2 separate regions of the Mus musculus genome follow, and region 2 is linked to region 1. The links are chromatin loops, found by intact Hi-C in ENCODE. Cell type or tissue: gastrocnemius. All regions are shown on one strand. Each heading gives the region's core, and the rest is flanking DNA. Links, peaks and the distances in the headings are about the cores only.

Region 1 (17,583 bases), core at 6,312-11,311:
AAGCCACTCAGAATCCTGTTTGATCAAAAATGTCCTTAAGTTGAGAAATTCTAAACAGTATCAATGATATAATTGAAACGCGTTACACCAAGCAGACGTACAGCATGGCACTGTTGTAATAAGGCCTCTTTCCCCCTAGAACTTGGTGCATTTTGTAAACAATCTCCCATGCTGGGAGAATATGGTGAGAAAATTGGAATATAAAGAATGTTAATAACTTGTCTCAGGTCACTGGTCAGCTTCAGTGATAGATCGAGATGTAAATGACTAATTCTAGCCCACTGATCTAACACATTAAGCATATAACTTTCAATTAATAATTGGGAGAATTCTTCTATTTGAGGGCATGACTGAGGAGGCTCTTGATTGGCTATTCTGTCACATTCTGGTTTTGCTCTTTTTCTGCTTCCATTGTGACCTACCCTTTATCAGTGAAGGTGAATAACCATTTCCACACAAGGTCACCATGCGCTCCTGCGTCTTCTGGCATAAGATTAACAAAGCAAAGCAAAGCGCATGCCCACAAACAGAGGTCCAGCCTAACCTTTCCCAGCATGGGAAGCAAGAAGGTTCTCTAGAGCCTGTCAGAGAAAATTCTCTTTGCAACAATCTCATTGTCCCCAATCCTCAATACACTGTCTCATGCATTTTTACGGAAGTGTGAACATATATACACAGGTGCCTATGTTTATGTGTGGGTGTGGATGTGCAGACCAGAGGTTGGATCTCTTCCTCCATCTTTTCCTATCTCATTTTTTGAGATAAAGTCTCTCACTAAGCCAGGAGCATATAAATTTGGCTACGCTGATTAACCAGCGAGCCCAGTGGCTCTTCATGTCTCTACCTCCTCAGTGCTGGGATTACAGGCAAGTACTACTATGCCTGACTTTTACATGGGCACTGAGAATTTGAACTCATGCCCTTATACTTGCCAGGCAAACACTTTACTGTCTGAGCAATCTCTCCTGCCTCCTTCATACATTTCCTTAAAAAAGAGAGAAAGAGAAAGACAAAAAAAAAAAAAAAAAAAAAAAAACAGGCTGGGCGCACGCCTTTAATTCCAGCACTCGGGAGGCAGAGGCAGGCGGATTTCTGAGTTCGAGGCCAGCCTGGTCTACAAAGTGAGTTCCAGGACAGCCAGGGCTAAACAGAGAAACCCTGTCTCGAAAACAAAAACAAAGCAAAAAACAAAAAACAAACAAACAAAAAACCAAAACAGAGAGGGGTGGGGAGGTGTAATTTATTTTTATTTATGTGTGAGGTAGAGGTAGGGTTGCCTGAGGAGGCCAGAAGAGGTTTTCAGATGCCATGGGGAAATTTGTGAGTCACTTAATAGAGGTAGAAGTGCTGGAACTGAACTCCAGTTTTCTGGGAAAGAAGTAACCACTCTTTATCACTTATCCATCTCTCCAGCCCCATTCATTCATTCATTCATTCATTCGGATGGCTTAGATCAAGCTGGCCTAAAACTAACACATAGAGGTCAGAAGAGAGCATCAAATTACACCTGAAACAAGTTACAGAAAGTTACAACCTACCATGCTGGCCAACTAGGCAATCAGAAAAAGCATCCAGGGCCCTTACCTCCTGAGCTACCTCTCTCGCCCAAACCCTGCACATTCTTCATAGGCAAGTGTCTCCTCTTCCCGTTATTCTTCTGTATGTTTTTCATTTATGTTTATTTCATGTGCATTGGTATTGTGCCTGTATGTGGGTCTGTGTGAGAGTATCAGGACCTCTAGAACTAGAATTATAGACAGTTGTGAGATGTCGTATGGTTACTGGGAATTGAACCCAGGTTTTCTGGAAGAGCAGCCAGTGCTATTAACCTCTGAGCCATCTCCTTAGCCCACTCTCCATATTTTAATTGTCTCTTCATAGACAGCATTCATACTTTCTATTTGCCTTTGCTCCATAAACACATACTCAAATGATTACGATATTCACTGATGAAAAGAAGTTCATGGTGCATTTGGTCCAAACCTGCCACCCCATCTGCACGGTCAGCTGAAAAAACTACACCCAACTTCTCGAATGATTTTGGGACAAAAATCTCACTATTAAAAAACAAAAGCAAACAAATAAGCCTACTCCGTTGAATGTTTCAGTTGTGACAACTCCCACAGCTGAGCTGGGCTCTCACATATGCATTTGTACGTCTACACAATTCTGTCCCCTCCATTGATCTATACAAGAAATAAACCTTCTCTGAACAAACAAGTCTTCCCAGAGTTGGGTAGCATCCCATTAGGCATCCCCCTTCATGGCCTCTGCTCTATGCTCACATACAGAGAGCTTTTAACCCTTTGTCATGGAACATGGATTACACTTCCTTCACCATCTGAACAAAATCTCTGATTTGGTACTGTCTAATTATCAATTATGTCATACCCACGGAGATAATGATAACATCTACATAGAAGACTAAGAAAAGAGAGAAGGGTTAGGGACAGATTCAGCAACCCAGCCTAGGGTAGTAGGGATGGAGGGTACCTAGCATCCCCTAAAGGTCATGCAAGGTACCCAAGTGGAAAGCTCCGCATGACTTGTACTGTTTAATCCATTAACATCGGGTTCCTAACATTTCATTTGTTCTGTCCAGATCATCTCACTTCTGTCCGGACCGTCTCACTTCAGTTTGTTTATTTTATCAAACACTCTCGAAGAACTAAAGCTAAACCCACTTTTTCTCTTCCTGACTAGAGATTTATCTATTCGAAGCAGGACTGGACATATCATAATGTGATATTTCATTCAGTGCATATTTTTGGTTACATGTATTTACTTAATTGTTTTATACACATGCCAGGACATACATGCGGAAGAGATATCAACCTGTAGGAAGCAGTTCTCTCTTTCCACCATGTGTGTTCTGGGGATGAGACCTGGGTCTTTAGGGTAAGCAGGAAAGTGGCCTTGACTTCCTGATCCATCTCTGCAGACCTACATACATAATTTAGATTTTGTTTAAATAGATTTCTTAATTAATCCACATGTGTCTGATTCAGTTTCTCAAAGGGTCTCCAATTTGGAGAACGGAGATATAGATCAGTGTAGGTAGAGGGTTTGCCTAGAATGTTAGAGAGCCTGGATTTGATTCCTATCTCTGTAATGTATCAAATGTAATGGCCACACTTATAATCCCAGCACTTCTGAGGTAAAAGCATAGAAGCAGAGGAGCCTAAATTCAAGACCTTTAAGGAAAAACCAAAACAAACCAACCAACTTACTATTCTGTCAGTAGCAATGTGTCAATTAAGCATCAAAAAATACACTGCAGGCTGGGCACACAGTAGGGCTTCCCAAAAGTATGTGGCGTCAGTATTGGCAAAGTCACAGCTTAGAGATTTGTGCTTGGCTCTAAAAAGGGACGAACCTCACCTGAAGAGGAAGTTTATCTTTCTGTCTGTTTATCCCTACAAACTCTAAACAGGCGGTCAAGCTGGGAAACCAACCACAAATAAACCACTCTAAACATATCTAGAGGTGGGGTGGGGGAGGGGGGAGTCTTGGAATCCCTCCACCTATCAGAGTTACTCAGCCCAGCCCCTTAGCTCTCAAGTTATAAACACTATTAAACAGCACTGCATGGTTTTACTTAAACTAGGGTTTGTTTTCACATTAGACTTTAACATTTAATAAATTTCCCATCAGAATACGGTAGAAAACGGAGTGTTTTTATTTTGAGTACCAAAGTCAAGCTGTGTTGGTGAACAATGGTCCTACCCATTATTCAGTCCCAAGGAAAGGGCAAGACTCTTGGACTCCCCTAATCCTCTTTCTGAGGCTGGCATTCCTGGGAATTCTGGAAATTTACATATTCTTTCTCGACCACAAAGCTGTCACGGGGCTCCAGCCAAACTCTTGTCACTGGCCTCCAGATTCAAGCTGATTTATGTATATGCCACTGAGCCGAGAATTCACCTTGGAGACACCGGCTGTGCAGTGGCAACCCTCCCACGGAAGTCAAAGCAACCCCTTCCTTTCCTGAAGGTGAGGTGGTACTGTTTCTCCTCCTCTCCCACCTCTCCTGCTGCAAGCCTGTAAATTTAAAACTCGACACATTAAGGAAAAGACGGCTCAGGCCCCTCTGGATCCAATCCATTTTTAAGTGTGCTCTCAGAGCTTGGCCACTTTACAGATGTTGGAGGAATGAAATATGAGGAGAGAAAGGGGAGTCTGACATCAGCCAAGAAGCAGATCTGTGGAAGGGGAGATGCTGAGGACAAATATCAAGGCAGGATGCACCATGCAAACTAACCAACCAGATGGATACAATGCTGTAGAACAATAGACGGCCTCTCTGTCCAATCTGAAGGTAACAGAAACTTGCAATTGGGGGCAAGACAAGCTTGGGTGGTAGAAGGCAAGCTAAGGGCTCTAAGGCTATTCTTACTTCATCTTTATGCTCATTATGCCTACACGGACCATGTAAGTAAGGAAGGGTGATCTTACATGAAATGTAAATATAATCTCACCACACTGCCTGAATTCTGTCTTCCTGCCTCTATGAATCTGAAAAAAATAAAATAAAAGTGCTCCATCTTTACGCAGGCCCACTCCACATCAGCAGCCAAGACTCTTGTGTGCCACTAACCCATGAGCCTGGCCAATCCTGGGAGACTTTAATTCTGTAGTGATAACTTGGACAGTATGAAGGATAGAAGGGTTGGGGACAAGAAACACTTGTCTACCTCACACTAATATAAACAAAAGGAATAAAGAAACCCAATGCCCAAGTCTGATTTATACCCACTTGAAAAATAAAATAGAAAAATCAAACGACCAAGCAAGCAACCAAGGTGCCTGACAGCCCAAGTGTGATTCTTAGGACCCACATGGGAGAAGATGGCTTTCAAATTGTCCCCTGATCCTTATGTATAAGGAAAAAATTATTAAATTCGAAAAGTCTAGGGTTTGGGTCCATGATAGTGGTCTTGCCTAGTATTAAGGAAGCCATGAGTTCCTCCTACCCATGTTTAACAAAGAATCAACTAACAAAAATGTCAAAGAAGACAACGGGAAAGAAATGAAAACAATGTCAGATTAATATCTAATAATGGGCCAGATACTCAATAAATTATCAAAATTAACCTTTTTAAAAATTAACAATAAGTACCCTTATCAGAGGCAGAGTGGGAGGGTAAAGAACTCTGGGAGGGAGAACTGGGAGGGGGACGACATTTGGGATATAAATAAATAAAATAATTAATTTTTAAAAAGTAATCAATAAATTGAACTTTGTCTCTCTCCTGCAGTAGGAATGTGAGAAGGCGCCCATCAACTATTATCACATAAGCCTCCCCCAAGACCATGACCCAAGGGCATGAGCAATGGAAATAGATGATGATGCCCAACAGTTAAGACAAGTCACTTCCCAAGTAACAGGTGCTGTCATCCTCTGCACCAGCCCTTGGCACAGAGAGGCCAGAGGCAAACATGTGAGCTCAGAATGGTGGTGCCACATGACAACCAGACAACCACCATGAAGTTCTATAAAGAGACAGCGTTGTAGATGGCCTAGTCAGCCATCACTGGAAAGAGAGGCCCATTGGACACGCAAACTTTATATGCCCCAGTACAGGGAAACGCCAGGGCCAAAAAGGGGAAGTGGGTGGGTAGGGGAGTGAGGGTGGGTGGGTATAGGGGACTTTTGGTATAGCATTGGAAATGTAAACGAGCTAAATACCTAATAAAAAATGGAAAAAAAAAAAAAAGAGAGAGACAGCGTTGTAGGTAGACGTAGTAAGGAAAATACTCTTGGCCAGCTGCCTTAGCAAGACATAGGATCCAGGCCACGTTTGACCAAGTACGGGTAGTTCTCAAATTCTCTCCGCTCTCTAGTGAGGTGAGGCCTAACTGTGCCTTCATCTCTTCGGCTATCTGTCTTTGCTGACCACTGACCGTTAATGCCTCTCCATTCTTTTCAGAAGCCTTGCTGTTTCACAGGTGTGTCCAGGACTGTATCATTTTACATTTAGAAATAAACGGATCTATTTTGAACTGCTTGGCTACAAAACATGGGACTATCTGAGCTTGGACGAGTCCTTTATAGTTTTCTCAGGTTCCTCTACTTAAGAGAAATTAAAATTTAATCTTCTCATTGACCCATTTTAATTTTTCTTTTAAGAAAGGGAATCATGCCGTATAAAGTTGCATGGTGCTGTCCAATGCTGTCACACAAGAGGATGCCAAATGGACTGGGCATAAAAGGATCAGGCTTCCTACTACAAAGTCATGAACAAAAAGAGCCCCCTCCCACCAAGATAACTCAAACAGTTAAGAGTGACTCTGCACAGCTCTGGAAGGTTTTGTTTCTTAGATTACCAAAGTGATTCACTTTCTGTAAACAAGATACTAAACACCACTTTTTTTCTTTTCCAGAAAGCTTCATTTAATTCTCTGATATATCCATTCTGTTAAAACACTTTTCGTTTGCTTTAACTTTATAATTATAAAGACATACTATTCTTGTTACAATCCATAATGATGTCTACCCAGATTTGGTGGTGGGAGGGGGAATTTGAAATATTTGACTCCGACATGTATAATCTGAAAAGGAAATAGCATCATATACCATGAGCCATAGGACAAAGTTTCAGACCATATCTGCAGTGTGGGCTGTATCCATAAAGCTGTGGTGTGTGAAAGCACACACTGGTATTTATACAACAAAAATCACTCCCCAAACCATTTCACAGATCAGTGATAGAGGACTGTAGGAGGCAGAGCAGTAGAACAAGGCCTTTAGAAAGTTGAGAGGAGCCGGGCAGTGATGGCACATGCATTTATCCCAGCATTTTGGAGGCAGAGGCAGGCGGATTTCTGAGTTCGAGGCCAGCGTGGTCTACAGAGTGAGTTCCAGGACAGCCAGGGCTACACAGAGAAACCCTGTCTCAACCCCACCCCACCCCCCAAAAAATTGGAATGTTGGTAATTCTCTTTAAAAAAAAAAAAGGTTCTTGTACAAAATCCTACATTACATCTTCAGCTCCACTCACAATCAGAGAACAAAACAGCAAACTGTGTCTTGACGTCTTGTGGCAAGGAGGTTTCCTCAGTTCTCCACCAACAGTGAAGCATGTTCTACTGAGACACACACACACACACAGAGAGAGAGAGAGAGAGAGAGAGAGAGAGAGAGAGAGAGAGAGAGAGAGAGGGAGAGAGAGAGAGAGAGAGAGAGAGAGAAAGCGCACGCAAGGGAGCTGGGGGAAGCTGGCCCCTCTATGAAGATGAGGAACAGTTGGGAGCCAAGGGCCACCTGCAATGACTGAATATGTACGAAGACGGAAAGGCAATGGGAGAGGGCAGCTTTCTCCTTGAAGACAATGTCTTGCTCAAGCTGCAAAAGAATTCATTGCAGGGCTCCCTCAGCAAGCTGAACCTGCTTAGTGCCTTAGTTCCATTGCCTTACAAAACAACCTTGCCCCCTTTTTTCTTACCCTGCTAATGACAAGGGCAAACAGAGGGGCTGTTTCACTTTCCTCCCTCACCCCACCCCATCCACACCTCTCTACACCATCACTCTTGGGCAACTTTCTCCTTTGAACTCAGTTTCGAGTTTTACATAAAGGTCTTCTGCCCAGAGTGAAGAACCATAATTGACTGGTTTTTCTCCCTAAGGATTTAAAACAGTCTGAGACCCCTAGCCCAAAGGAACAAAAAGTATAACAAAGAATGTATACTTCTGTGCCATTTCTAGTTCGGGCCTCTAAAGCAATCCTGAGAAAAAACACAAAACTTGTAAGTGGGGGCCTCTGAGTTAGGGTTAGGAGGAAAACGGGAAACTATTTCTCTTGTCACCCATCAGACCTGCAGTACTCTTTTTTACAGGTTGTCCTGGAAGCTGCAGCTGCGTTTCTCTTCAGCAAAGGCACTGGCTAAGTACAATGTAAACAAATGTTTACATTCTGCATATGCTATTGGTTTTGCTCTCTTTCTGGGCAACAATTCTGAGACACTTGTTCTTCGTTATCAGAACAATAACTGCCCATCTGAACAGCTACAACAGGCTCCTGTGCCAATATTTGATGAATAAATTATGCTGAATCACTTTACACTGGGCTCCTGATCTATTTTCACACACACACACACACACACACACACACACACACACACACACACACACCCCTAATGTAGTTCTTACTATTTCACGCCTTTGAAGGTATTTATTAATTTATTTATTTATCTATTTATTAATTTATTTGGAGATAGGGTTTCAGCATGCAGCCCTGGTTGGCCTGTAATTCTGCATACAGCAGCCTCTACCTTCCCCCCACCCCCAAATGTGGGATAAAAAAAAAGCATGCACCACCACACCCAGGGATATTTTATTTTAAATGTTTTGGTTGATTGGTTGCTTTGAAACAGGGTTCTCGACAGACCTGGCTGTCCTGGAGCTCACTATGTAGACCAGACTGGCCTCAAACTCAAGAGATCCACCTGCTCTACCTCCTGAGTGCTGGGACATGCTCCACAATGTTCAGCAAAGGTTTTGGGAGGGGGGAGTTGGAGGGACACATGAAGGTACACATGGCTGGGGATATCCATAGAGTTCCAAGAGGGCGCGGTATACTCTAGATTATAAGCCACCTGCTGTGGGTGCTGGGAACCGAATCCTTTTTCTAGAGCAGCAAAAGTTTTTCTAGCTGTGTTAGCAGCCGAGACATCTCTCTCCAGCCCCAAGGATTTTCTTGTAAACCAAGGCCTCTCTGATGTAAACTCTGCTTGATTAATTAGCACCTACTCTAGCTATTGTGAATCTTGCTCATCTTTTGTGGATCACCTTAAATTATATTTTATTCCCTGATAGGATCCTTCATCCTGCACACTCTGACTGAGGAATTCTTACTGCTAGTTATCATTCTGTCATGCCAATATAAATTCGTTCACCTGTACTCTTGTCAACCCCTGTGTGTGTGTGTATGCACATACATGTGTGCACACTCAAGAGTTTGGGTATGTATGGGGGGGGTTCATGTGTACATGTATGTAGAGGTTATCTTCAGAAAGGCCACACTGAGGTAGGACCCACTCACCTAGAGATTACCAATTAGGCAAGGCTAGCTCTACTGCCCCAGCACTGCAGATTACAAGCGTGTACCACCATGTCTAGCATACTTATGGAAGTTGTAGTGACTGAACTCAGGCATTTCCACTCCACAGTAAGTACTTTATTATCTGAGCTGTCCTCATAGCCTTTATCCATACCTTGAATGCTTTCGATACTCGAGAATGCTCTCCTAATTTGCCTGTGGCCCCCTTGTTCTTCGAAGGAACAAGGTTGTCTTGCCTCCTGCTTTTCTCTCCTTACCATACACCAGGCAATCAGCCAAAGCTTCTTGAATGAATGAGTGAGCGAAACCAATGATCACGAGCCATGGCATTTGAAAGCGAGCTTTGGAACCAGCCAACCGTGTGCTAAGGTGATTTTCCTTCGGAGGTTCCAAAGGCTTCTTAAGCAATTCCGCTAATTAAAAGGAGAAAATTGACTTGAATGTGGGGAAAGCAATAAATACGAAAGAGTCGCCTCATGTTGCACTTAGTATGTTCAGAAATAACACTTAATCAAATATGACCCAGCAATGAAAATATGTAGGATAAGATTTTGGTCTACACATCTCAGAGTTCCATAGTTAGAGGTTACTATGGCCTAGGCTCACGTGCACAGAGTTTGGTTTCCCTTTGCTTATGTAAAGCTGTTGTGTTTCAGAGTATCCCAGAATGCAGCAGTGAGGGGTTTCTTCTAGGTGAGCTTCAGTAAAGATACTCTCAGTCCTGCATTGATGGTCAAGAGCTCAGGGCACAGCAATAGCCACCTCCCACCCCCACCACCCCCCATGACAATCACCCCTGACCACAGAGCTCAGGGCACAGCAACAGCAACCTCCCACCCCCACCCACATGACAACCACCCTTGGCCACATGCAAGCCTCTCTGTTCACCCATGAATGTGTTCCTCACAAACATTTTATACATGCCACAAGGTGGAAACACATGAGAAGTAACCAGAATACCGGAGTGAGTGAGTCTTCTACTCTGCAGCTGGGCCCGTGCACAGAAGTGCCACCCCTCCCCCAGTAACAGATGGGCAAAATAATCAAAGCCTGCTGTAATATAAAACCAGAAAGAAAGAAAGAAAGAAAGAAAGAAAGAAAGAAAGAAAGAAAGAAAGGAAGGAAGAAAGAAACCCAGATACAATCCAAGAGACAGAAAGACAACTAACAGGCCTAAAATTGGAGTATTCTGCATGAGTAGTTTATTTATTGTGGGAAAAATACGTATTATTCAACCTGGTCTCAGAATGTCTCTTGGGGACTGAGGTGGTCTTCATTTAGGAAAATCTCTCTATGAGCTGTTTGAGGGCAAGGGGAGGCAAGAGAGAAGGAAGACAACCTTTATGGGCCAGCCTCTTATAATGGTATGAAAATTTGAGAACAAAGGGGGTTGGGATGAGAGAGAAAAAGAGCAGGCAATTTGCAAAGCCACGTCTGGGGATGAAAAATAGCCCTGCTAGCCAAGAATAGCGGGATGTTTACTCTGCCATTTAAAATTATTCTTAGTCCTGGGATTTTCACTCTTGACAAATGTGGGTAAAATCTCCACACCCATAATCTGTTGTGTGATTTCGACTCTTTTATCCAGATTGCAGAAAGTCTGTGTTTGAGTGGGCACAGCACCGAGAGCAGGGGCTAGAGGAAGAAATAAGACACACAGAGGAAGAAAGGGGCACAAAAGGAGACCTGGTCAGCAAACCCTGGGAAGACAAAGAATTCTTCACAGAGGATAGTAGAATTTTACATACATCCAAAAATGTATGAAATCAACATGTAAGGAAACCTGGGCAAGATCCTAGAGGTCAGCAGCTGCACTCCGAGGTACAGTGTACATGGAATGTGAATACAGAGGTGTTATGCACGCATGAAGACACGTGTGGCGTATCATAAAACATGTCTGTATCATAAAAATGAGGGGCTCCTGAGCTCTGGGAACCCGCTTTGCAGGATCTGTCCCCTTAGATCCTTTTCTTTGGGTATGGTCACAAATCCACCAGACCCTGACCTAGATAATAAAGAAACAGGGGCTGATAGTTAAGTGGTAGAGAGCCTGCTTAGCAGATACAAATTCTGGGTTCATGGCTTAGTGCCACAAAATAATTTTTTAATTTGATTAATTGTATATAATAATTGTATACATACTTTTGTCAGAGATGTCGTATTTTCATAAAGCTACAAATTAATCATAAAGAAGCTCTCTTACGTATAAAATATGCAGACAGGAATGTCTCATGTAATTACAAAATTGTTCTTCCCAATCTGTGTATCTGGGCTGTTTTTTCCTGTCCTTAGAGCTGCACTGACTATTCTCAGTATTAACTGTTATTCTGTGTTTAATGGGTGGCATGTGGCTGGTGGTTGGGTAAGCACAGGGCCACAGTTTCCTATATAGACCACGATCCTAAGTTACATCCTATATCCGTCACACACTTGAGACTGCAAAGGCTGGGGTCCTTTATAAGAATACTGGATATCTGCTCATCAAGTTGCTTATTTTAGTTTTAGTGTGGGCTGGTGGCTTTCTTCCTGAGATTTGAAATGATGGGACAAATGAATTGAGATGCTTACCTAGAAGAAAATTACAGTGTTTGTGCAACTCTTGACCAGAGCACCTTACTTGTTAATATGTGTACTACTAAAATTCCCTTTACAAAAAACAGAACTTTTGTTAAATGACTCTAATGCCTGATCCCATTAAATTCAACCACAGCTGATGGTGTCAAAAGCTGGCAGGGAAATGGTTAAGATCTCTACTTCTGTCCTTAATTATATTTAAATTAATTTTAGCATGCAGACTGAGTATGCTCACAGAGCTATGGAATAATCCACTGTTCTAAGAACCACTAATTCCTAATTGACGTAGTAGCTTATAATTGTATTTTCATAGTGTTTAGTAAAAACATTCAGCTTGTTAAAAAAAAAAAATTAAAGGCCCATAATATGAAACTTATGATCAAAGAAATCAGCTGAGATCTATTTGCAACACATTTTTTCCTTTCTGAAAAGGGGTGGGGGTGGGGCACTCATCGTCTTATTTGGGTAACACAAAGGCAATTTTTAAAGCTCGGGTACATGTGCAAAGTTGTACAAAAGAACAAAGCCTAGTCTTTGTGGCAACACGTTCCTTCTCAGGAAATACATCTCACTAGATAGGCTCAGGATCCTAGCACTTTGAAAATGTGTCTTATATCCCTGCATTGTACTAAATCTAGAACACCCGCCCGCCCGCACAAATGGAAGCTATCTTTGAAAGCAAAAGAAATAAATTACTTTCCGCAACAAAAAATAATAAAGAGAACTGTAGAACACAGTTACATTGAAAATAGTAGCCATGGGCAAGAAAAACGAGGAGACAGAAAGGGCCTCATTAAAAATTCAGAGGATATTGGAAAAGGCAAATTCGGTCTGCTCACCTCCAGCAAAAATGCTGAAGGATATTTGATGAGTATAACACACAAAACAATGCCCCTATGAAACTTAAAAGTTGACATATTCTGGTATCCTGAGTGTAAAGATAAAATCCACTTATTGTATGTAATATAAGCTTCATGTGGATCAGTGAACACAGATCACTAAAGGAAACAAACTATGGGTTAAGCAGATGCTCAAAGCCACAGGTCTGGTGACCAACAGCCAAATGGTAGTAACATACACCATCTCTGTGTATGCCACATTCCTGAGTGGCCTTCACAACTGTAAGACACCCCTAAAACTACCCCATCAACACAGATAATAATCAGAGGCCCTGAAAGTTCTTCTGGTCCAGTCCTGAAGAGGCAGCTTGATCACACCTAATCAAAAAGTCCAAGTAACTTCAGATTCAGAAACTTCTCAAACATCAACATGACACTGCAAATGGGAAACTCCCTACTTGCGGAATGAGGGATGGTCAAAGAGGTAGGTACACAAACAGTATTGTAAAAATCATTTCAGGCAGCTGGACACTGGTGGCTCACACCTTTAATCCCAGCACTTGGGAGGCAGAGGGAGGCGGTTTCTGAGTTCGAGGCCAGCCTGGTCTACACAGTGAGTTCCAGGGCAGCCAGGGCTACACATAGAAACCCTGTCTGGAAACAATAACTTATTATTATTACTATTATTATCATCATCATCATCATCATCATTATTATTATTATATTTCAGGCTACATGTACAATGTACATATAAAATATGAGTGAATTTCATATTGTTGGACTTGTGTCCCATCTCCAAATATCTCATAATGTATATGTTCATAAATGTTTCAAAGTCTGAAAACGTCATTGTGTGAAACATTTGTGGTCCCCATGCTTTTCAAACGAGGGATGCTGGGCTTGGTGTTCTTGCCCGCCCTTGGCTTTCTCTAACTCCTGAACACACTGCTCTCTTCCTAACTCCCCATCCCCCACCCCTCAGCTTTCACCTCTGTGCCACCATGCAAGGCAGTCTCTCCTGTATGACAGTTCCCTATTGTATTTTATCCTAAATGGACCCAGAATAAAGGAATGCTTGCGTTACAGAATACAACCTCACAAGCATTGGAGCTGCTCTGTATAGGACACTGAAAACAGAATGTTAAATACTGTGAGGTACGGTAGTACCTACCCATAATCCTGACACTTGGGAGGCTGCAGCAAGAAGATCCTGAGTTTGAGGCCAGTCTGAACTATATAGCAAAACAAAAAAGAGAGGGGGTGGAGGGAGGGAGGCCCTCTGCAAAGAAAAACTGTCTGAGGATAAATATTTTTAATGCTATAGAATTTACATAAAAATATACAAGTCACTTGGGGGCAGGGTCTCATGTAGCCCACGCTCACTTACAACTTTCTATGCAGCTTGGGATAAACTGGAACATATGGGTCTCCTGCCTCTGTGTTCCTGAGATGACAAGCAAGCCTCACCATGCTAGATTTGTATGGTGTAGAGATTAAACTCAGACGAACACTCTACCAACTGAGCCAAGGCTGCACCAAGGCAGCTCTGAGAACCCATTCTTTGGAACAGTAGCCAGGATACAGGGAGCTGAGCTTGACTACAGGATCCTTAATCCTCTCACTCTCTAGAATGTTCCTCTGGAGGAAAAAAAAATATTTCCCCAAACAACCTGGTGTCCTTGGGTTCATAATTTACTGATACATTTTGAGGATAATACATAAAATCTATTTTATGTGATATACCGACCTCTACAATCTGAGTCAAATAAAACTCTTAGGTTCTCTGTGCCTCTTCAGTGGTGAGGCATTATGGATTATGGCTCACATCCACTGAGGTCTTACACATACTTTACTATTAAAATACAGAGACTAGTGTGTACCACACTATCTACATACAGAGCAGAATGTGACCCCAGGAAGTCAGACCAAAACGTGCATGCTTTTGGTACCAGGAAAAGCATGTCAAACGGTGTCCAACTGCTACTGAAGTCACTGTGGGAAAAGCAAGAACCAGCCTGGCGACCTCACACAACCTCATCTTATAAACTGAGAATTCCTTCTATGCTGAGCTGTTGAAAGCCAGACTTAGGCTGGCTGATAAAACATTCTTATGAAATTTCAATTATTCAAAAAACCAAAAACCAAGTGAGCCTTGCTGAAGTTGTAAGAAAACTAAAGTGGGAAGGTGAACAGAAAGCTTGCCTATTTCTGAGACATCAAATAACCCAGGGTGCGAGCCTCCAGCCTGGGACTCTCCATGGAACTTTCAATGGGACAATAGGGTTATCATAGCCTGAGCTGTTATCACAGATGAGTTCCTCTAACATCTGGACAAACTGACAGATTCTTCATTCCTTGTCTCACTTCCTCTTCAAAGGCCAGTATCATGTTCAAATATTTGGGACTTTCTAAGATAGTTTTCCAATTATGTGGTATTTCAAAAGCCACCTTATTAGCAGAAGTGTCAGTCACTGAAATGTGGCTCAGCAGGGCTGGACCTCACCCCCATGTCCAAACCTATTTTGTCAGAAACACTTCATTCTAGATATCGGCTACACATCTGGCAATTCTAACTTAGAAAGGAATTCTCCGGTTGTCCTCGTGATAAAAAGAAATCACTATTAAAATATTTATAAGGTACTGGATTTCTGTTGTGTGTGTATGGGGGGGGATATTAAGCGCAATGAGAGGAGTGGGGAGAGGAGGAGCAAGAATGGAGAGAAGGGCAGGAGAAAATAACTAATTAGATCGCAGGTTTTAACAGTGGCCATGTGGGTAAGTGTGTTAAATGGTAAGGATCCAAGGGCATCGGTAACACAGACAAATCAGAAAACCCCTCAAGGAGTATTGCACATCGATGTAAAATGAGCGCCTGCCACCTGAAGTGACCATCCTAAATCAATGCTTGTGCTTTTACAAAGTGTCCATATAGTGAGCTGGCTCCCAGCAAACGCAGCAGGAATGGCAACCGAGCACATAAAATACTAGTCTCAGGAACATATTAGAAGGGCAGTTTTTGGGGGCTTAGGAGGTAAAGGTACTGTGCCACCAAGCCTGGTGACAAGTTCAATCCTAGGGACCCACAGGGTGAAGGAAAGAACAAACTCAGCCCCTCCCTTACAACCTTTCTCTCCCTCTCTCCCTCTGTCTCTCATAACACACATGCGAATAAATAAATGCAATATAAAACTTTAAACAACATATTCTAAGTTTCCATTATATATAAGTATATATAATGCATATGTAATATACATTCGTGTATATAACAACATATTACACACACACACACACACACACACACACACACTATAGGCCAACAGACAATGTGAGCTAAGATGGGAGTACAAATCTTATAAATGAGAAATAAAGATATTTAACAATACACATAGAGATATACAATTGCATAAAGGAACAGGAGCACAGATTTCAACCCTGAGAAGCAGTAGCAGAAAGTATATGCTTACCACAAAAATATAGAAGGACTCTCTCCTTCCTCGCTGTCTAGAAGGGTTTGCTCCCAACACCTTGGAAAACCAAGCCAACATCATCTAATGAAGCTCACATCCCTGCTTAGTAATCTGGTTGGGAAAAGATAGCAGAGAGTCAATTTACTCTGTGCTAAAAGAGGGGCCACAGTCCTGTCACTCATCTACAAGGACAAAAGCTGCATATATCCTGATTCTCTCCAGATCCTAAGATAAAAATTAATTAAGTTTATCTAGGAGAAAAAAATAAACAGGAAAACACTCAGGGGTATGGGATAGGGAGAAGGAGTGGACAAGAAAGGAAAGATAAGAGGTCAGGGGTCAGGTATTGAACCACCTGCTGTATGCAGGACTGAGGTGTCATTTCATGGGACAACTATGAGAGCTGCAATGACCTATGGGAAATGTAGTTTTTACATAGAACCCTCAAGAATCACCTGCTGAGGGCTGGTCCCAGGATTGCTCTTTTGCAGTTGTATGCTGGCAAAAAGGCTTTCTACAGCAGAATGGGTAAAGCGGTCCTCAGAAACAGCCAACAGCATCTGGAACTTGGTGAGAGCTAGGAGGATCTAAGATCCACTCCAGAACTCCAGCCCAGATGTTCCCTGACTGGAAACGGATAAGTGGCAGCTCGTTTACACAATGTAATACTCCAGGGTAGTCCAAGGGCTACTGAAGCTGCGTGCCCTACTTCACACACAATGCTCACCTAGCAAAGGCATTGCAGCCTGTTTGTTTTAAAAACACATTTTAATGGGAAGAAAAGGAAAAAAAAAACAAGTTTTATCAGAGGCAAAGTGTGGGAGAAGTGACTGGAGATGAAAGAGAATAGATGGATGGAGGGTTACAAGCAGGATTTTATTGATCTTTATTTCATAAATCTACGTACACTCTCAGTATGAAATATTTTGTAAAAATTGTCCGAGGAAGGGCTAGAGAAAGGACTCTGGATAAGAGTATATATGGCTCTAATAGAGCCAAATTCTGTTCCCAGCACCCAGGTGGGGTAGCTCACAACCTCCTGGAATGCCAGCTCTAGGAAATCCTACGGCTCTGGTCTCCTTGGATTCTGCACTCAAGTGCATATGTCTACACACACACACACACACACACACACACACACACACATAGACACATAACTAAAAATAATTTTTAACCTCAAAGGATTCACAGGAATAACTCTGAGCAGAAGAATAAAGGAATTTCTTTTCTCTGATGCTTCTTTTTATCTGAATTATTTATTTCCTTATTTATTTTGAGCTAATACCTCTTTCTGAAGTCCGGGCTGTACAGGATAGCCCAGGCTGGTCTCAAATCCCGACGTTCCTGCCTCAGCCTCCGGAGTACAGGATTAGGGAGGCATGTTACCACACTCTGCTTTCTCTCCTGTACTTTCCACAGTAAACATGCACTTCTTTTATATTAATGAGACAATTTAAAACCAAAGGCATCCCTGACAAAAACTCCTTCCCTTCCACTCCTCCTTCTACCATGTGACATGCACAGCCAATCTAGAAAAAGTGGGAATCAAAGCTACTTGATTCCCCATTGTAGTTATTAACTTTACAGAATGATCCCTGGCTTGCTAATTCAAGTACACATTTACATTTGCCCACAGGCATTAAC
Region 2 (14,455 bases), core at 5,888-10,887, 73 kb after region 1:
ACCAGGAATAAATTGAGTAAAACAGTTCTCCAATCTGTTTTTCTAGGGCACTTAAGTTATGCGTTGGTTATTTTCCTGGTGCTGTGACCAATTACCTGACAAGAGGCAACACAAGCAGCTGGTGAGAGGAGGGGGAAATGGGATCCCCAGAGTAAGCTAGCTAGCTCTGCTAGCCAATAATGAGCTACGGGTTCCAGTGTGAGACACTGCCTCCATACATAAGGTAGAGAAGAATAGATCCCTCATCTCCACATGCATCACATACATGGATGTACACCTGCACACAAACAGCAGTTTAAAGGAAAAAGAATTCATCCTGGTTCAGGGTTTAAGGGAACACAATTTATCATTTCAGGAAGGCGGAGGGTAGAGCAACAGGTGGCTCCATGGCCACCAGCAACTTGCTCACACATCTGTAGATCAGGAAACAGGAAGCCCTAGTAGGAAGCAAGGCTGGGTTACAATCCACTTCCTCCATCCAGATACCACCTCCAAAGAGTTCCACAACATCTAGAAACAGCACAGCCAGACGGGACCCAAGAATGGATATGTTTTATTCATACTCGTATCCCTACTTTTTAATCTCAGTCTCTAGCAAAAACTAGCAACTCAATGATCAAGGAATAAATGAACGTGTGGTGTGTGGGGTTGAAAAGCCTTTAACATTATGTAAGCCATGTCGAAAACAGATGTTTGACCACAGATGAATGGCTCAGCCTTGGACACTTCTCAGTGACATGAGGAAAACCTTCACAGGCACGTTACTGTCTTAAACAGTCATCTATGATGTTACTTTAAAGCAAACGTGCCAGACAGGGTCACACACACCTGTAATCTCATCACATAAGCACCTGGGGAGTATTGACAGGAAGATGGCTTAAAGTTTAAAGCCAGTCTTAGGTAGAGTGGAAGGAAACCTGTCTCAGTAAAACAAGCAACCAAGCATAGATACTCAAATTCATCTGTCTACGTGAAAACACAATGAGATTCCACTACTTATCCAAGAGAGTGACTAAAACGTAAAAATTAACGCTATCAAGTATGAGCAAAGCTGTGGTAACACATGGAACTGCCACAGAGACTGGGGGAAGTGTAAATTGGTACAGGCACTTTTGGAAAACTATTTGGCAGCATCTACTAAAGTTTAATATATGCTCTCTGTCCCAGCAACTCCATCTCATAATAGGAACGCACACATATGTTCAGTAAGAGACATTCCACAACGATGTTGGAGAGTGCATCAAATCATCACACCACGTGCCCTGAAAGTACACAATCTTTGCCAAATAAATATTATTTAAATTCAAAAGAAGAATGTTCCCAGCAATAGTATTCCTAACAACAGCTAGAGACAATCCAAATGCCCTCCAAGAATAGAAGAAGGCAGTGTGTCATGTTCAAGAAAGCGAGTGTCACACAGCAAAGAGGTGCTACTGCCACAAATCTGAGCCTCACAAACAGAATGCTGAGTATGGTCCCAACACAATGGAGGACAGTGGGCCTTTCCATGGATGTAACTAAATAGCATGAAACTCCCTGCAGCATCTGCCCAATGAAGGGATTATAATTCAGTGGGCACAAAGTGGGAATCCACGCTCTCCATCTTAAGAGTTCATTTTGTGATAAGTCACTGAAGATGAATTTACAACTGTGTACTCCCCTTTATGTATTTTATACCTAGTAAAGAGGTTATAAAAATATATTCAAGAGATGATACTCTCTTATCTTCCTTTTCTTGTTTAAATTGCGATCTCGGCAGGTATGTTGACACAGTAAAAGGGCTAAGAGCGATAGCTCGACAAGCAAAACACTCACCAACCAACCCTGACAATATAAGTTCCAATCCAGCACCCACATTAAGGTCTGACATAGTAGCATGTGTATCTGCAATCCCTGCAGTCACACAAGAAAACAGGAAGTTCAGGGACCAGCTAGCTGGGCAGACACAGTGGCGAGACACTGTCTGAATCCAGGCAAGGATCAACATGCAAGGTTGTCCACTGATTGCTTCACATGCACTCTGGCGCACATGTGCCCATATCTGCATCCACACATATTGGCTCGAACATGCATGCACATGTGCGTGTGCTCTCTCTCTCTCTCTCTCTCTCTCACACACACACACACACACACACACACACACACACACACACACTCACACACACACACCCCAAACACAAGTTAGTGAGTTAGTCAATCAGTTAAAATACAAGACCCTTAGAACTTTTGCTTTACTGGATGCTTTTAAAAGGACAGCTAGAAGAAAAGAGAAAAGAGGAAAGAGATTGAGTTAGTATTGAACAATGGTACTACCTGATCTATGTCCCATCAAATCCCGGCGCCAGAAAAAGAACGGGGCTCAGTAATAGAGTACTTAGCATGCAAGAGGTCCCAGGTTCAATCCCAACACTACAAAAAATAAAAATGAGGAATTCATATGCTCAAGTTTAGCTTTCAGTACCTTAGACTGTGATTCAATTAGGAAACTTGTTGAGGGGGTAATTAAGCTAAAATGGGATCATAAGAGTGAACCATAATCCAAAATAGCAAATTTGTGAGAAAATAGAATTTGGATATCATTTCCTATAAAAGAAAGGAATAGGGAGGCAGAGGCCAGCCATGTGCTACACAAGGAGACCCAGAAGAGAGCCTTCACTCTCACACACTGGAGGAAATCTTGGACTTGCAGCCACCAGAAGTACGGGAAAGACTTCTGTTGTTAGAGCCATCTGGTCTGTGGCTCTCTGCTATGTTCGTTGTAGAAAGTGTCCCGATACCTCTGCACATGCTCTCAGACCATTAGCTCCCCAAAGGCCCCCTGAATCTACCAGACTTAAGTTTTCTGGGACTGGATATAGCTCAGTTCTAGAGTGCTTCCCTACCATGTACAAAGTCCCAGGTTCAAGCCCCAGTACTGGAGGCAGAGCACGTCATACTCTAAACCCTAACTGCACATTAGGGGTGGGGTTTTAGCTCAGTGGTGGACAGCTTGCTTGGTCACCAGAGGCATGGCTTGTCCACAGCACCCTATAATAAATAAGCAGGTTTCCTTTGAAATTCCAGACTTGAGCTACCTGTTTCATGTAGTAATGTGTCTCCCCACGCGCTCAATGCTTTATTACTTCTGGTTTTGTTTGATGTTGTTGGTTTGGGATTTGGGGAAGGGGGAGTCTGCCCACCCATTTTCGAGGTCTACCTTTGTGCCATCCACCAGAAGCCAGCAATCAAAGAAAAGTTCTGGTTTTGCTAGAACAATTATGTGTGTCAAGTATAGAAAGAACACCCTCTTTTCAGAAGATAGAGAATTGCCTTCCAGCAGAGAGAGAGAGAGAGAGAGAGAGAGAGAGAGAGAGAGAGAGAGAGAGAGAGAATGAATCAGAGGGGGTGGGTAGGTGCCATAAACATGGGGGTGGGCATGCTAGAATATCAAGTCATTCAATAGGAACATTAAGTCCTCAGCTCATCTTCAGTAGTGGCATCTAGTCCCATAGCAGGGCCACAGTCTTGCCGCACTATGACTTCCTGGGCCTCCTGGTACAGAAAATGCAGTACGTGCTTCTAACATACACGCCAACCTATGCATCATAAAGAATGAATTCACTGCGGCAGATCCAACAGAAATAATTCCCAATAATTTGTCAGAATTAACCTTTTGGTAAAACATAAATTTGTCTAAGTTTAAAGCACTTGGAAGGGGCGCAGGGGTCCACTGGTATTATCCAGATGCTGCGTCAGCAAGTTGACAGTAGCGAAAAAAGACCAGTGCTGAACACAGCGACTGCCCTGTTCACTCCATCTTCAGCACCATAAACAGAAGCTGCCAGTTCAGCACAGGCAGGCAGTGATTCACCGGCAAGTACCCCTTCCATGGTTAGTCCTAGAAATGTCAAATCGTGTAATTAACAACAGACCCTAACAAGTTTGCAGTCAGGTCTATAGTAACAAATGAGGAGTTTCAGGCCAGCCTTTTCAAGTGTTCTCAGGCTTACGATTCTTAGTATTCAGTAGCCACCATCCCATAGAACACAGAAGAATCCCAGTCCCCACGGGGAGATTTCTGTGTTGGAAGCAATTACTGCACACTCGATTTCCTCCAAACGTTGGCCAAGAGCCTGCACCCTTATTGTTCTTTCCTGAAAGAAGGGAATCTGGCTAAAATCAGCACTTTCTTCTAGACATTTCAATAGTCATCACTATTCAAGATCTTTTTTAACATTAAGTTTTTATGACCAAATACAAAACAAAACTAACCCAAAGAAAGGCCAGTGAGTTTGCTTAGTGGTAAAGACATTTTGCTGAGTTAGATCCTTAGGCCCACATGGTGGAAGGAGAGAACAAATTCCCAAAAATTGTCTTCTAATCTCTACAGACAGGCTCCAACACTAGCACCTATGCAGAGTGACACAAAACCACAAAATACATAAACGAACTAGCTAGTAAAGAAGTATAACTTTTAATTTTTTTTTTTTTAAGTAGATAAGGTAGGCTTGATGGCACATACCCTTAAGTCCAATACTGGGGAAGAAGTAGCAGGCAGATCTCTTATGAGTTCAAGGCCAGCCTTATCGTCATAGGAAGCCCAGGTCAGCCAGGGACACATTAAGAAATCTGGTCTCACAAAAAGTTAATAATTAATTGCAAAGTAAAAACTTTTAAAATCTGGGATTTTCCTGATAACAATAAGAAAAAAATTTTGTGGCAACATTTCCATGAGTCCAGAAAAACCTGAAAAATCTATGTAGTTTTCACAATTTTATTATTTTACAAAATAATTTTATTATATTATAAAAACTTTAACATGGATTAGAATGCTCAATATTTATAGAATAGTCAGCATTTTTTTGTTGTTGTTGTTCTTGTTTTGCTTTTGTTTGCGGGAGAGGGCTGTTTGTATTGGTTTGGTTTGGTTTTAGTTTTTTGAGATAGGGTTCCTCTATGTAGCCCTGACTGTTGTGGAACATGCTACATAGACAAGGCTGGCCTCAGACTTACAGAGATCCACCTGACCCTGCCTCCCAGGTGCAGGGTTTAAAAGACATGCAGCACCACTGCCTGGTGAATAGTCAACATTTGTATGAAAAATACTTGAAAATATAGATCCCTGGTCAATCCAAAGACCAAAGTAGTTGAATCGAGCCTTTCCAAGACATTTCAGCCTGATTATTCTGAAACATTTCATAAAATGGATTTAAATTTCCCTTGGATATCTCACCCAAATCAGAAAAGCAAATATATTAATTTCCCTTGGCATGACTGTAGCCATCTTGAATCACAACCCTTTGACTGTCCTTGAGATTTTCCTCCACACTTTCTCAGCAAACTAGGTTTAAGGGTGAAGTTAGCAAGACTCATCTCTAGCCCTTGCAGATGCAACTCACTCCTTGGCAAGTCACTCAGCTTCCACAGGACCAGCTACCCTTGCTTGTCACAAGCCACACACTTCCGAGATGAAACCACCTTACAATGTCAACCAATATTGACATCTACTGAACTGTTTGACAACCATTAGCCTAGCCAATACAAGTGAATAGCCAACTCTTCCTTCATTTCTAGGTAGACACTTAAAAATCTGTGCTAAATGCATCAGCCCACTGCTGTCAGGAACTTCTAATGGAGCTTTACGGACAAGTAAATAGAGCTCATGGCTCAGTAGGCTGATGGCCAGGTCTCTGTATTCACAGTTGTAATTAACAATGGACTACATTAATTGGTTGGATAAATGAAGTCTCTCTAAGCCAAACACTATGGCGATGGTTGTCATCTTCATCATGCAGCCTAAAACAAGAATCTTAAACCTATGCTCAGAAGCCAAAAATAAATAAAATAAAACCATTGTGAAGAAACTTAGAATTCCTAAGTAGTCACAAAGGAATTAAACAGAGCCCAGGATTTCCATGGAACCTAGGAGAAAGGATCATTTCATGGGATTTCCTGGTTCACAAGGAGCCCCTAGACTGACCTCTGCAATGCTTCATTGAAAGACCCTCGGCAACTGTAAAATGATTAGTGAAGTTCTAGTCAAAGGCGGACGAGCGCTGCTTTCCCTACTACTGTCTTACCAAAGATGAAGGAAAACTGGGCCACCAGCACAAGCTGGAGAAGTGGAGGATGCACCTGAGGCTTGCTTGGCTTGTTTCTTTTGGGACAAGGACTCCTCGCTATGTAGACCAGGCCTTAAACTCTCAGAGGCCTACCAACCCTCTGCCTCCCTAGTACAAGGATTAAAGCATGGACCACCGAGCCCAGTTTGTTTGTTTTTGTTTAACAACAACAACAACAACAACAACAACAAAAACCTGAAGAAACAAAGCTATATACAGACACAGAAAAGCACAAACCCTTTTAGGTTCAAATCATCTACTTTTTCTGATTTTTCAGCAAATTAACTACCTTATCGGGGTTTTTGTTTGTTTGTTTTGTTTTTTGGGTTTTTTGGTTTGGTTTTTGTTTTTGTTTTTGTTTTTGTTTTTGTTTTTTCTACTCCAGGACTGAGCAGCCTATACTCTCTTAGTCTCTGTACTTTGACCATTTGTGGATATCTGTGTGAATCACCATTCACTGCAAATAGAAGTTTCTCTGATGAAGGTTGAGATATGCATGGGTCATTATGAGTTGGTTTAATCCATGACCCTCTGGAAGAGTAATAGTAAGTAGTAAGCTCCCCGCTAGGGTCTACAGCCTGTCTAATCACAAAGTCTTAACTAACAACAGTGCTGGGTCTGGGTTGCATCTTGTGGAATAGGACTCAAATCCTATCAGAAAATGGTTGGTTGCTCCCATGATGTTCATGCCAATATTGTACAAGTAGGCATGTCTTGCCAGGCCAGTTATTATTGTAGTTGGTAAGGTTCTTCATAGCAGCTTCTGGCACTATGAAAGTTAGTCAGCAATGAAGCTTCTAGGTCAGTACTAACTTGATATATCCATGTTCTGACTCAAGTATGTGATGTCTTCAGTAATATGGTCTTAATGTCAAGTTTCGGAGGGTAACTAATAGGATTGCTAATAGCCTATAATATCAAGGGGGACCTATAGGACCTCACTGGCCAACAACTCCAATTCCTGGTAATAGGCTCTCTGTTAGCCTATGGGGTCCAGTAAAAGCATTGGTACTATCCCTTTATAGGTTAACTCCATATTAATTATTCCACTTTAAGGAATTTTCTACAGTAGTATGTTTTCAAATGACTTTTTCCAAGTGTATTTAGTATTATTTAATCTCTCTCTGTTCTCCCTCCTCTAGCCTTCCATCTCCTACCCCAAAACAGGATGTCTAAATATCTAACCCCTTCCTCCCAAGCCTGAGAGATCATTGCAGAAGAAGAGGTGGGAAAACCATAGGAGCCAGAGGCAAGGGATGCCTACAAAGAAACAGTATCTTACACGCAATAATGCAGCTACACATATGAACACACAGTGGTTTCAACAGCATGTAATGAGCTGTGCAAGCTCAAGACAGATCAAATCCAAGCATGGAGAGGGGAGTCAGGTCATCAAGTCCCATCTCTAGCCTAGGAACTGTTGGAAGGTGATAGCTATGAGAAGCAGAAGACTCCGTTTGCTTTAAAAGTGTACGCCCCTGGTAAGTTGACCAGGCTCCTATGAAAGCCACATGTTCAAGAATCTATGATCAGCACAAATTAGACTGAGTGATATAAACACACACACACTTTTTTTTTCCTTTTTTCTTTTTCCTTTTCAAGAGGGCACAGCCAGGTGGTGGTAGCGGTAGTATACGCCTTTAATCCCAGTACTCAGGAGGCAGAGGCAGGTGAATCTACATGAGTTCAAGGCCAGCCTGGTCTACAAACAGAGGTCCAGGACAGCCAGGGCTAATCAGAGAAACCCTGTCTCAGAAAACAAACAAACAACACCGACAAGAAAAAACAGGACATGCAAAGTTGGATGAGTAGGAAGGATAGGGTGTGTCTGGGAGATGTTGGAAAAAAATAATGAATATAATCAACATGCATGAAATTCTTAAAGAGCTCATAAGAAAAATTGGCTTTAAATTATTTTTGCTTTGAACTGTGTGTGTGTGTGTGTGTGTGTGTGTGTGTGTGTGTGTGTGTGTATACAGATGCCCCAGGAGGCCATAAGCAGTTGTGACCCACTGGGCACAGTTACTGAGACCTTTACAAGTTCAATGTGAACTCTTTACCGCTGGGCCACTAAGTCATCTCTCTGGCCCTGACTTCAGCAACCTTAAGCTAAGTACAGTAATACTTTAAAAGAGGGGCTGAACTGGAGCAGCAGTTCACACCTACAGCCCCAGCAGCACTCAGGAGGCAGAGGCGGAGGCCGGAAGAGGATCATTCCAACTTTGATGCTAGTGAGAAGCTATCTCCAAAATGCTAAGTAGAAGAGTTAACCCAAAATTTCCTCCATTTAAACGACTGTTTCACCCAAACCACTGTGTTGCACAACTAAAAATGAGCTTCTTCTGTGTGTTTGGGGCATTTTAATTTTATATGAATATGCAAAGCAGAAAGAAACATTGTATGTGTTCTATTGTGCTTTGGTTGGTTTGGTTTTAGTTGGTTGATTTTTAGACAGAGCCTGTCTACATAGCCCTGACTGTCCTGGAATGTACTTTGTAGGCCAGGCTGGCCCCTGATTCACAGAGATCCACCTGCCTCTGCTTCCCAAGTACTATGCACAACCATGCACAGCCCAGCAGACAAAAATTACCTAACAAAAACTACATTGCTTTTACTAAGACACTTCCAAAAATCTGTCTTCAACCACTAAATCAGTAGTTTGGGGAAGTCCAGCTGTATGTATGGACCAAGATTTGGCATCAAGTAGTCAAATAAAGGTTTTTAAACATTTAACACTCGAAGAATCTTCCTTAAGCCAGGCAGGGGTGACGCATGCCTTTAATCCCAGCACTTGGGAGGCAGAGGCAGGCAGATTTCTGAGTTCGAGGCCAGCCTGGTCTACAGAGTGAGTTCCAGGACAGCCAGGACTATACAGAGAAACCCTGTCTTGAAAAAGCAAACAAACAAACAAATATTCTCCCTAATCCTTTAGGGGTTCTCAAGAGTCACTAAAATTACTAATTCTTTCCTGAGGAGTGGGTTTTGTTTTTGTTTTCAACATTTTAACAAATGGTTAAAGGACAATGACAGGACTTCTTGGTGACTCCTGAAACTGCTTTAATTCCTCAGGGCATCCATCCTTATCATGAAGATGGTCTTCCTCAGAGTGAATACCAAGCAAACAAGGACCCTCCTGCTATGCACAAGGCACGGCCATTGAGCCTGGCTAGTTTTAAGGAGCCACACTCTTAAAGAAAATTGATTTTCCCTCCTCTAGAAGCCATCCAGTTTCCAGAGCTGCTAGTTAGTTGTGAGGGCCAGTGAGCCTCTCCCCATTCCGTGTAGAAGGTGGACTGCCTCATCTTATACAGGAACCACAGCCCTGTGAATTCATAAGTACAGAAGCACAACCACACCAAGAAGACACACTCCTCCATTCCTCCCTGAAGCTCTCACACTCAGGAGGCAGAAGCAGGTGGGTCTCCAGGAGTTTCAGGCCAGTCTGGTCTACATAGAGAGTTCCAGACCAGCCAGGACCACATGGTGAAAACCTACCAAAAACTTTTTTTTTTTAAATCACAAGGAAAACAAACCAAGCTGCTCCTTTGTTGTTAGTTATGTTTCAGACAGGGTACAGTGAGTCAGGCTCAACCACAGCATTGCCAACTGTTTTTAATTAACTATGCATATCATCTCACCCCTTATGAACACACAGTGAAAGCTGAGGCAGGAGAATGATCACAAGCCTGAAGGCAGGCTGAACTACATGAGTTCCAGTCTAGCTTCAGCTATACTGTGAGACTTTGTTTCAAACAGAAAGGGAAGAAAGAAAAAACGAAGAAGAAAAGAAAAAAAAAGAATTCGTTATTAGGTTGACATGATAATTCAGGACACTCAAAATGGCCAGTTAAGGATGGACTAACATCAAAACTTGAGGGTTTTTATTATTATTCAATCACAAATTCATTCATTCTATAAACAGCTGTCTTAGTGAGCAACTTCTATGTTTCAGGTAAAATACAACGTCTGGAACTCAGGCTTTCCTGTAGGGAGTTGTGTAAGACATCCCAATCATACCACTTAACTCCTCGGTATTCAATAACTCTGAAGCTATTAGTAAAAAAACTACACAGCTCTAGCAGTTATATGAAATATGGTGGGGGGGGGGTGAGGTCAGCAACAATCTAAGAACTTCACTGGTTGAACACAGGAAGTGAGTTAGCTTAAAAAGAAACTGCCTTGCCACCTCCAATCCCATCACTTAGGAGGCAGAAGGATGTGCGTTTCTGGGTCAGCCTGGTCTACATAGAGAATTCTAGCCCAGGAGCAGTTTCATAGTGAGACGCTGTCTGAAAAAAAGAAAAATAAGACAACTAAACTGCCTATTAACTTTAATCAGAACAAAAGTCCAAAGTTCAGTTCCACGGTAGTGGTGGTGATGACCACCCTCCACCCCCATTATTGCAAATATCTGTTCAAGTGACTCTTATAAACTCTAATGGTGTAATAAGGCTTTAGGTGATATCTAGCAACACTGTAAACACTCACGAGAAAATGAGCTTCACAATAAATCCATAAAATATCCTCTTCCTAGCTGAGTGTGCAAATCCACACCTGTAACCCTGGCAACTGGCATGCAAGGGCAGGAAAATCAGCAGGTTCAAGGTCATCCTTGGCTACAAAGTGAGATCATTGTTGAAAGACATGAGGGCGGGTAGCAAAAGAAACAAGGGAAGGATTAGATAGAGAAAAAGAAAACAGAAAAGGAACTATTAGGTAGAGGAATGTTTGCCACCAGCCCAGTCTATTGAGCCTAAATCCCACCTATTTCTCTGTGGCTTCTTTATACATAAAAACAAACTCTATTTCCCAAAGAATATGATCCCACAGTTGCTGTTCAGCTGAAGTCCCAATAAATACAGCAAGGTTCTGCCTGAGTGAGAGCCAGGCTCACAGTTTCAAAATTGTATTTCATGGAAGATTTGAGCAGAAGACACTCTGCATTTGATTCAGAAATCCCGGAGCACTGTCACTTAGATACCTCAGTGCAGGAGAGCGCCTGCCCCGAAGTCCTATCTAATTAAGACATCAAACCACTGCCTAGACCAACTGGCTCTTCTTGTTCTGCCAGATGAGGTTTCTTGGTGCGTCTATTAATATTCCAGCCCAGTGCAGGAATTGCTACATTAAAAACCTGGTGTAAATCTAGCTTCAAGATGCAATAAACTGAGACAGAAGTAAGCCTTAGGGGTATCAATTCTTCTTTTGCAAATAAATGCCACAATCTTGCCGGCCTCACTTCTCTTCCAATAAAAATTTAAATACCAATCTTCAGGCTCTAAAGTTCTGAACCAATGAAGAAAGTCAGTTTGAGCAGCTTGGGTATGTGGCGCCTGCTGTGTGCAGAAGTCTGCTCACTGTGAAGACTCCAGGGACAAAGAAGAAGGCCTTGATCCCTAGAAAGTACACAACCCAGGGAGGCTGGGGAGTAAGGCTCACAGCACAAACATGAGGAACTGAGTTCAATCCCCAGTGCCCACAGAGAATAGCAGTTGTGGAGGCAGGCACTTGGAGCCCAGCATTGCAGAGGTGGAGAAGGGTGGATTCCTAGGCTTACCGACCGAGCTGGATGAGTATGCCCCGGGACAGTGAGAGACCCTGTCTCAAAAAAGACCAAAGGAGGAGATACCTGTCCAGAATAACAACCAAAGCTGACCTTTGGCCTACACACAGAGAGAGAGAAAGACAGACAGACAGACAGACAGAGACAGAGACAGAGACAGAGACAGAGAGAGACTCACAACTCACAAGTGCATGTATGCACACAAAGAAAGTGTACAAGTCTGCAGCCCAATTATTTTGTTGTTGTTGTTGTGACAAATTAAAGTTTGTAGCTTAAAGCATCAGAAAATTGTCTTCCAAAGGACAGAGAAGAGTCATTCTTTGCACTCCTCCCCACCCCACCCCTACCTTCCAGTTAGCAGTGACAGCTTTGGACAGTCTCTGTATGACCCTTGCACTTCTCTGGGAGGGTAGTGTTCCTGCCCCTCTTGTGTGAAGATCCTGAGACTAGGCATAAGGCCTACCCTAGGCAACCCAGGACGATCCCGAAACTTCATCTCATCTGCAAGAACCGTTTTTGTGACTTTTTTGCTTTTGTTCCTGCAATTTGGTAGTGGTAATGCAGACTCAGCCTAGGCCACACACATGCTAGGCACATGTTCGACCCTTGAGCTATAACTCCAGTATGTTCTGGGACTTTTGAGACAAGGTCTTACTAAGTGGCTCAGGCAGTCCTTGAACTAATGAGTCTCCTGTCTTGGTCTCCCTAATAACTCACATTACAGTCTTGAAGTACCAGCTCATTGTTTTTCCAGCTTGCAAGTGTGTGTGTGTGTGTGTGTGTGTGTGTGTGTGTGTGTGTGTGTGTGTGTGTGTGTGTGTGTGTGTGTATGTGCACTCATCCAAGAGAGAAAGAGAGAGAGATTGTTACATAGCCCAGCTGGTTTTGAACATGCAATTCTCCTGCCTGTAGACTGGATAATGACCTCCTCAAAAGACTAAGTCTTAACTCTGCAACCTATCCAATGGAAATATAAGGAAAATAGTAGTCGGAGCAGTGGTGGGGGGTGGTTAATATCTGTAACTGCAGCTACTGCAAGGGAAGACAAATTTCCATTGTTGTTGTTGTTGTTTCTCCATTTTGGTTGCATTTCTCAGCTGGGGTCTGTCTTTTCACAGCTGAAATGAAAGCTTCCTTAAATCCTAAGAGCCCGGGCATCATGGCTCACACCAGCAATTAATTCCAGCTCTCAGGAAGGTGGTTATGAGCTGCAGGTCAGCTTAGGTTACAGAGTAAGATCTTAAAGACACAGGAAGGGCTATCTATACAAAGTGGAAAAGGGTTTAGGCTAGAGCTCCTCAGGGCTGCAGCAGCCTCTCTTTCTCCCTACCATCAGAGCTGCTGAAACTACCATCAGGTGAGCTGAGCAGTGGTGGTGCACACCCTTGATCCCTGCACTCAAGAGGCAGAGGCAGGTGAGTCACTGAGTTCAGGGTCAGCTACATCTACAGAGCAAGTTTAGCACAGCCAAGGTTATTTATGTAGAGCACACCTGTCTCCAAAAGAAAAGAAAAGAAAGAAAAAGAAAAAGAAAAAAAAAAAATCAAACCAAAACCAAATAGACAAAAATGGAAGGAAGGAAGGAAGGAAGGAAGGAAGGCAGGCAGGCAGGCAGGCAGGCAGGCAGGCAGGCAGGCAGGCAGGCAGGGAGGGAGGGAGGGAGGAGAAGGGAAGGAGACAGGAAGGGAAGGCAAAAGAAGGGGAGAGGAGGTGGGAAAGGGAGGGCAGAGCAGGGCAGTGGATGGGAGGGGAGGGAGGGAGGGAGGGGGCAGGTCTCCTACTGTGGCCATTGGTCTGTAATTCTACCACTGAGCAGTTTACCAAGCACTCTAAGCTATCAAATAGCACAGATAGTAATCACTTGCAATGGGCACAGATTAACTAAAGGATGGAAGCTTTCCCTCTTCCCCCACCACCTTCAGCAACCAGAGGCAACGTGACTTAGCACATCCTGTAGAACTCTGTTCATGAGTTCTGCGAGCTTCAAAAACAAAACAAAACAAAATGAGTGTGTGGGAAAATGAAGGGGTAGGGGCGCAGATGGATGCATGCATGCAAGGGGCGCAAATGGATGCATGCATGCAAGGGGTGCAGATGGATGCATGCATGCATGCAAGGGAGGATGAACGCGTAGGTGAATGGATGAAGGGCCCGGGGAAGGGATGGGTAGTGGGAAGATGGAACAGCAACCAAGGGCCCCAGGGAAGAAGAAAGTAAGGCAAACAGAAGAAAGGAGATTACAGCAAGAAAGAAAGCAGAGTATTCAAATAGTACCATTTACAGGCAGGCACAATGAGTCACTGCTAGAATCCCAGCACTCAGGAAACCTGAGGCAGGATTACCAAGACCTTGAGATCACTCTGAGCGACAGGGTAAGACCCTGTCTCAAAAACAAACACAGAGCCCCACCCAGAGAGTTATGTCTGGGCCTAAAATAATGGGAGCGCACAGAGGCCAGGACAAACACAGGAAGTAGCAAGTTGTAAAATTTGCATACTTGATTGAATTAATAAGATTGGGGGGGGGGGGAAGCCAGCCAGCTCAGTGAGTCAAGGTACTTGCTGTCAAGGCAGAGCACAGGAGTTCAATCCTTGGGTCCTACATAGCAGGAGAGAACTCATTCCCACAAGTGCACCATGGCTTATCAGTGCATATACATGTGTGCACATACACACACACATGTGTGCACACACAGTAAGTAAATTTACGTAATTCGAATTAGAAAAATAAGATGGGATGATTGCCCAGTGGAAGCACCAGGTACTTAGGCTTTGAGACCTTTTCCAGGGGT

Evidence for each region. A loop is a pair of places that touch in the nucleus more often than their neighbours do. Peaks named below come from ENCODE experiments on the same cell type or tissue, not always from the same donor. Only the 100,000 strongest peaks of a DNase experiment are listed, where the experiment ranks them.
Region 2: it touches region 1 in a loop (5-fold over the local background); 2 of 42 quality-filtered maps call a loop at or near these places.

Annotation. Positions count from the first base shown.
Region 1 is chr13:28,783,308-28,800,890 of GRCm38, forward strand. All of the region lies in intron 2 of 2610307P16Rik (RIKEN cDNA 2610307P16 gene), which reads right to left. Among named protein-coding and RNA genes, the nearest start is that of Mir6368, 81 kb to the left of the region's middle. In gastrocnemius, for the core only: no CTCF peak of the experiment used is centred there; DNase peaks (open chromatin) are centred at 9,353 and 10,046.
Region 2 is chr13:28,856,233-28,870,687 of GRCm38, forward strand. All of the region lies in intron 2 of 2610307P16Rik (RIKEN cDNA 2610307P16 gene), which reads right to left. Among named protein-coding and RNA genes, the nearest start is that of 2610307P16Rik, 22 kb to the right of the region's middle. In gastrocnemius, for the core only: no CTCF peak of the experiment used is centred there; no DNase peak of the experiment used is centred there.